2 separate regions of the Homo sapiens genome follow, and region 2 is linked to region 1. Evidence: chromatin contacts called from ENCODE Hi-C or POLR2A ChIA-PET data. All regions are on one chromosome and are shown on one strand. The core of a region is the stretch at or near the end of the contact, and the rest is flanking DNA. Distances in the headings are between cores, read along the strand shown.

Region 1 (3,372 bases), core at 351-2,850:
TATTCCAGTAGGCAAGGCTGGTTCAATATTCAAAAATTAATCCATGAGCCAGGCATGGTGTCTCACGCCTGTAATCCTAACCCTTTGGGAGGCTGAGACAGGCAGATTACTTGAGGTCAGGAGTTCAAGACCAGCCTGGCCAACATTGTGAAATCCCATTTCTACTAAAAATACAAAAATTAGTCAGGCGTGGTGGTGGGCACCTGTAGTCCCAGCTACTCAGGAGGCTGAGGCAGGAGAATCGCTTGAATTGGGGAGGCAGAGGTTGCAGTGAGCCGAGATAGCACCACTGCACTCCAGTGTGGGCGACAGAGAGAGACTGTCTCAAAAAAAACCAAAACAACAACAAAAAAAACAATGTAATCAGTCATATTAACAGACTAAAATGGAGAAATCACATGATTATATCAATTGATGCAGAAAAGGCATTTGACAAAAATTAAACACTCATTCATTTAAAAACTCTGAGAGGAACTTCATCAACTTGATAAAAGCATCTTAAAAAAACTCGAGCTAACATTATAATTAGTGGTGTGTGAAAGTTGTCAGATTCAAAATGGAATCACTTGTGTCAAACCCTGGCAAAATAGGGCCAGGGGGCCGGGCTAGGTGGCTCACGCCTATAATCCCAGCTCTTCGGGAGGCTGAGGCGGGCAGATCATTTGAGGTCAGGAGCTGGAGACCAGCCTGACCAACATGGTGAAACCGCGTCTCTACTAAAAATACAAAAAAATCAGGCCGGGCGCAGTGGCTCATGCCTGTAATCATAGCACTCTGGGAGGCTGAGGCAGGCAGAACACCTGAGATCAGGAGTTCCAGACCAGCCTGGACAACATGGTGAAACCCCATCTCTACTAAAAATACAAACATTAGCCGGGCATGGTGGCTGGTGCCTGTAATCCCAGCTACTGGGGAGTCTGAGGCAGGAGAATCGCTTGAACCCGGGAGATGGAAGTTGCAGTGTGCCGAGACTGTGCCACTGCACTCCAGCCTGGGCAAGAGAGCGAGACCCTGTCTCAATAAATAAATAAATAAATAAATAAATAAATAAATAAATAAATACATGAATAACCTTACTGTTCCAGAAGGCAGAGGGACTGAAATGGGTTGGCATGGCTGCATTCCTTTTGGAGGCTCTATGGGAGAATTTGTTTCCTTGCCTTTCCCAGCTTCTAGCCGGGCATGGTGGCATGTGCCTGTAATCCCAGCTACCCGGGAGGCTGAGGCAGGAGAATCGTTGGAACCTGGGAAGCAGAGCCTGCAGTGAGCCGAGATCACACCACTGCTCTCCAGCCTGGGCTACAGAGTGAGACTCCATCTCAAAAAATAAAAAGTAAAAAAATAAAAATACAGAGCCAGGAAAGGTCATGAAGGGAGGAGTCTCATGCATGATTTGCCAGATAATAAGAACTTTCACAAGAACATTTTCCAAACCACAGCTTCCCACATGAGACAAGAGTACTGCTAACAGCACAAGGGCAGCTAGCAGCTAACACAGGAACACTAGCCTGACACGGTTTCTCAGGCCCAATCCAAAACTGCAAGGGCCTAACAAGAACTCCGAGACTCCAAGTCCTACCTAGCAACTACTGACACTCACCAATCTGCTACTGAACTCGCCAGCTCTCATAAAAAACACTGCTAGCGCCAATGAACTTTCTTTTGAAACAACTTACGTAAATCTCCTCTTTCCCCAAGAGAACCCTAAACTTTTCCTTTGTTCTCAGACATGCTGGGGGCTGCCCTAGTCTATGTGGACATCCTGGATTGCAGTTCTACTTCTTGTATATTATTCCCAAATAAAACCTTTTTACTTGGAGATTTGTCTCTATTTTTTTATGTTGATGGATGAAAAACTGGAGTTGGAGACCAGACTGGGCAACATAGTGAGACACTGTCTCTAAAAATAAAAATAAATTAAACAATAATCAGCACTGCAGCCCCACATAGCTCAAATACTAACAAGCTCAAGACGGCAGTGAAGGAGGTTGGATTGGAGTACACGCAATTTAATTAAAGCTGCAGCCCAACCCATGTTCAACTCAGCTTTAGGAGGAATCTGAATGATCAGCCCCTAAACCTGCTAGTCAGAGGAAGGAGCTCGCATACTCTATAAAGTGTGTGTACGTATGTGTGTGTGTGTGTGTGTGTGTGTATATACATGTATATATATATAAAGTGTGTGTATGTATGTGTATATATGTATATGTATATAAAGACTAAAAAATTATGATATACAATTGTTTTTCATACACAATATCCAGAGTGCAGTTCTAAAAATATAACACATGCAATAGCAAAGCAGGGAAATGTAATACATAATCAAGAGGAAAAAGAGCCAACTGAAATAAACCCATAAATGACCCAGTTATCAGAATCATTAGAGAAGAAATTTAAAAATTATTATAAATATGTTATAGGATTTATGGGAAAAGATGGATACAATGTGTGAATAGATGAGTTACTGCAGAAAAGAACCAAATGGCCAAGTGGCTCATACCTGTAATCCCAATACTTTGGGAGGCTGAGGTGGCAGGATCACCCAGGAGTTCAAGACCAGCCTGTGCAACACAGTGAGACCCCATTTCTACACAAAGTTTTAAAATTAGCCAGGCATGGTGGTACGTGCCTGTAGTCCCAGCTACCTGGGGAGCTGAGGTGGGAGGATCACTTGAGCCCAGGAGGTTAAAGCTGCAGTGAGCCATGATCGCACCACTGCACTCCAGCCTGTGTGACAGAGCAAGACCCTGTCTCAAAAAAAAAAAAAAAAAAAAAAAGAACCAAATGGAAATTCTAGAAGGGAAAACTATAATATCTGAAATTGAAAGTTCAATGGATGTGCTTAACAAGAGACTAGGCATTGAGAAGGAAAAACCGTACATTTGAAAACAGTCTAATTGAAATTGTTCAAATTGAATTAGAGAAAAAATTTATACATGAACAGAACCTCAGTGACTCGTGAGATAATATCAAGCAGTCTAACATACATATAACTGAAGTTCAAGAAAGAGATGGGGAAGAGATAGGACAGAAAATATTTTTTGAAGAAATGATGGCTAAAAAATTTTCCAAATTTGATTAAATTATCAACTCACAGATCCAAGATGCTCAATTAACCCCAAGCAAGACAGACACAACGTAAACTACACCCAGGTAAACCATAGTCAAATTGCTGAAAAACAGAACAGTCTTAAAAAAAAAAAAAAGCCTGAGGAAAAAAGACACATCGCATAGAGGGGTGAGGGTGGTGGAGAGTGGGAGTGGAAGACAAGAACAGCTGACTTTGGCTAGGCGCAGTGGCTTACGCCTGTAATCCCAGAACTTTGGGAGGCTGAGGCAAGCGGATCACCTGAGGCCAGGAGTTCAAGACCA
Region 2 (3,372 bases), core at 532-3,031, 57 kb before region 1:
AACATCCCCCTTTCCTTCTCAGGGCCTGTGCCTGCATTTCTGAACCAGAAGGTGTTTATACAAAACATCCTGGGTTTGGCGACAAATTCACCCTCAGTGAGGAATCCTTAATGAATCTCCCTCCTTCCCCACACCAGGTGGCTGAAGGAAAAATTAGCTCTGCCTCTGGTAGTTGAAGGCAGCCAATGGCTAGGCAACATAGAGGTGCTGCTGGGGCTTCTGGGGCCACAATTTTTGGGGAGGGTTTTTTCAGGGTCCGGAAATGGCATGGACACCAGGCACTCCTGGCTTGCTGTGTGATGAGGCACTGCCTTTCTCCTGGCCTCAGTCTGCAGCTGTGAAATGGGGCAGTAATAATCCCATCCATACAAAGGTTGCTTTGACACTCAAGTAAGGCAAGGGGTGTGAAGGGGCTTGGTTACAAGAGGTCAAAAGGAGAGAATAAAACGCTGGAATCAGGGAGGCGAGACATCAGAGTGATAATATCGGTTCTGCTCTTTAGACTTTCAAAGTCCTTTCCCAGCGCCTTTTACAGCCATGTGGGCTCAATGCCTCCTTCCCTCTGACCTCCTGCCTGCTTCCCCCCCGCCCATTCTGTTCCACATACGCTGGCTGTTCCCTCTGCCTGGAACACTCTTCTCCTAGGCATCCACATGGCTCACCCCTCACCTTCTTTTCAAAGCCTTGCCTCTCTCTGAGGTTTGTTTTTTCCAGCTATCCAATGAGGAGTTTGGGCGTGAAGACCTCGTGGGAACCCTCTGGTTCTGATGGTAACCATTTTCCACCTGCCTGCCTTCTCTGGGAAGTCCTCCCAATCCTACCACCCACACCCACCTGCTTTTCTGAGCTAGCACTTCATTGCTTACTGCCCATAGTTTTCAAGTCCCTTCCTTATGTATAGGCCAGCTACTCTGGACATTGGGCCCAACACAGGGGCTCAAGTGAACTCTGGTTAAACGGAATTAAAAGTGATTACTGCTTCCTTTGTTTTTTGAGACAGAGTCTCGTTTTGTCACCCGGGCTGGAGTGCAGTGGTGCCATCATAGCTCAGGGCAGCCTCGACTCCCCAGATGCAGGTGCTCCTCCCGCCTCAGCCTCCTGAGTAGCTGGGACCAACGGGCGCGCCCCCCCTCACCCAGCTAATTTTTTTTTTTTGTATTTTTAGTAGAAACGGAGGTTTTACTGTGTTGCCCAAGCTGGTCTCGAACTCCTGGGCTCAAGTGATCCCCCCGCTTTGGCCTTCCAAAGTACTGGGATTACAGGCATGAGCCACTGCGCCCAGCTGATTCCTGCTTCCTTCCGATCCTGTGGAGAGACACTGAGGCGGATTTTTATTCACCCCCTTTTTATAAATTAGAAACTGAAAGTGTCAGAGATTAAACATAAGTCACACTGCCACATGGGCCTTCTTGGTGTTTCTTAGCCAGGGGAAGAATAATATTTCCCAGATCCTAATCACTACCTGCCACGGTATATAATTGTTTTGCCATTAATTGTCGGTGTTTCCCACTAGGATGAAGTTCCATGAGGGCAGGGATTTTGTTGTGTTCACTGCTGCATCCTAAGCACATAAAACTGCTTGGCACATAATAAGTGCTCAAGAAGCATGAACCGAGGGAGTAACGGGTCAGAGGCAGCCCGAGGACTGAGCTCTCTGAGCCTGCAGAGGGCGCTCCAGCCCCGCCCCCAAAGCTAGGCCCCGCCTCTCGCAGCCGGCTGGCGCACTAGTGTTAGAGCCTGCGCACCACCGTTCTTTTAACTGCGCAGGCGCGCCGGAAGCACCTAGAGAGCGGCGCGTGCGCAGCGGGAGTCGAAGCGGAGATCCCGGGGTCGCGCGAGAGCCGCAAGCGGAGTTGGTGGGCGCTATGCTATCACCCGAGGCAGAGCGAGTGCTGCGGTACCTTGTAGAAGTGGAGGAGCTCGCCGAGGAGGTGCTGGCGGACAAGCGGCAGGTGAGAGGCCCCTCCGCGGCGCTGGGGCCTGGCGGCCGGCGCCGTGGGAAAGCGCGCGGGGTCGCAGTGAGTTGACCTGGACAGGCGGTTAACGGCTCCGAGGCGACAGACCTGGGCCGATAAATATTCGGCCGCTACTAAGTGAGCGCCTGCGCTATGCTGGACATTCCTCTCTCTTCATCCTTTCTCTGCCCCTTGCCATGCTCTGTGGATCTCGACCCATCATGCTCTGGGCCGTTTCCCTGAGCACCTGTTTCAAAATGCACTTCCCGGCCCCATGGTTGATCTAGGGGCACCGCCCTGTAAAGGCCCTCAGGGGAGAGCTGGAACCGAAAAGAAGCCTGAGGGGGCCTTGTGACCGGGCAGGGGTGGGGACGTGGGGGAAGGTGGCGCCCTGTTTATGGGGTGTCTTGTTTTAAGTGCCAAGTTTTTGAGGGGAGTTCCTGGGGGAAGGAGGGTGACGTAATTGGATTTAGGTTTTAAAAGGATCCCCCCTGGCTGCTGTGTGGAATACAGAATATAGGTGGGCAAGGGCGGAGGCAGGGAGATGGGTGAGGGGCCATTGGTATGGTCCAGACCAGAGATGGATTTGGACTAGGTAGTGGTGGTGGAGAGAAGTGAAGGGGTCAGAAATGTATTTTGGAGACAGACTCAGTAGGCCGTGGTAGTGGAGCCGGGGGAGTCGTGACTCCCTCTCATCTCCAGTTAGAAGGGTCAGGTATTTACTGAGAAGGGGAAAACTTGGGCAAGATCCTGTCAAATTAAGTACTGGATCAGGGTGTGCTGGATGAGAATAAGAGCAGTTAAAGTTTATCAGCTACTTACTATGTGCCAGGTACTGTGTTAAGTCATTTAATTGCTGGCTCAATAACCTGTAAGGTAGGTACTGTCCGTAGCTCCATTTTGAGGAGGAGTAAATAGGAAGGTGAAATTACACAGCTTGAGGCAGATAGCAGGATTCGAACCTGGGTATTCCAAATCCAGAACCAGCACTCGTGCAGTATACTGTACTACTGCGTCACTTCCTTAGTAGCTATTGTGTTGTTACCACTGTCTCAGTGCCCCCAATCCTGCTGTTCCAATCTAGTATTGTTGGGTTTCTCATATTACTAGTTCAGAATCAGCTGGAGAAGTTTGTCCAAAAATAAACATTAGGCCTGCTTAATCACAGTGTGTAGGGGAAGGGTTTCCACTCCCCTGGTGATTCTGATATGCCCTAAAGTTCGAGTGGATAATGCAGAATTTCCCATTTAGTCAGCACATGTTTTCTCAGCATCTTTTCTGGGGAGAGGGCAGCTGCACAAAGCATTGTCTTTAAGACCAGGAAGCTGAGTGAGAGAAGAAATACATTCACACATCAATCCATTTTAGGCAGGACGTTGAATGTAATCAGGAATAATGCATTGCCTCTGCAACCCTT

Evidence for each region. Hi-C counts contacts between places; a loop is a spot of excess contacts on that map. ChIA-PET counts read pairs that join two places held with the same protein, here RNA polymerase II (POLR2A). Pooled maps may share reads with other maps.
Region 2: a map of B cell shows a loop between it and region 1 (9-fold over the local background). The contact joins the promoter of PDRG1 here to the enhancer-like site in region 1. A Hi-C loop is called at or near these places in 17 of 168 maps with a recorded cell type or tissue (B cell, CD4-positive, alpha-beta T cell, CD4-positive, alpha-beta memory T cell and 11 more), 16 of 37 single-sample maps with no recorded cell type and 18 of 50 pooled maps. POLR2A ChIA-PET finds 5 or more read pairs at or near these places in 19 of 52 experiments (A549, CD8-positive, alpha-beta memory T cell, Caco-2 and 13 more).

What each region holds. Positions count from the first base shown.
Region 1 is chr20:31,893,504-31,896,875 of GRCh38, reverse strand. All of the region lies in intron 3 of TTLL9 (tubulin tyrosine ligase like 9), which reads right to left. Among named protein-coding and RNA genes, the nearest start is that of TTLL9, 25 kb to the right of the region's middle. RefSeq lists an enhancer at 1,741-1,790. Within about 2 kb of position 1,600, at least 14 of the 41 ENCODE cell types and tissues checked have a DNase peak (open chromatin) inside an H3K27ac peak, as active enhancers do; they include B cell, GM12878 and heart right ventricle, where a contact is called at or near this core.
Region 2 is chr20:31,950,455-31,953,826 of GRCh38, reverse strand. PDRG1 (p53 and DNA damage regulated 1) reads left to right here and starts at 1,781. Exons shown (of 5, transcript NM_030815.3): 1 at 1,781-1,952. The coding sequence starts at 1,866.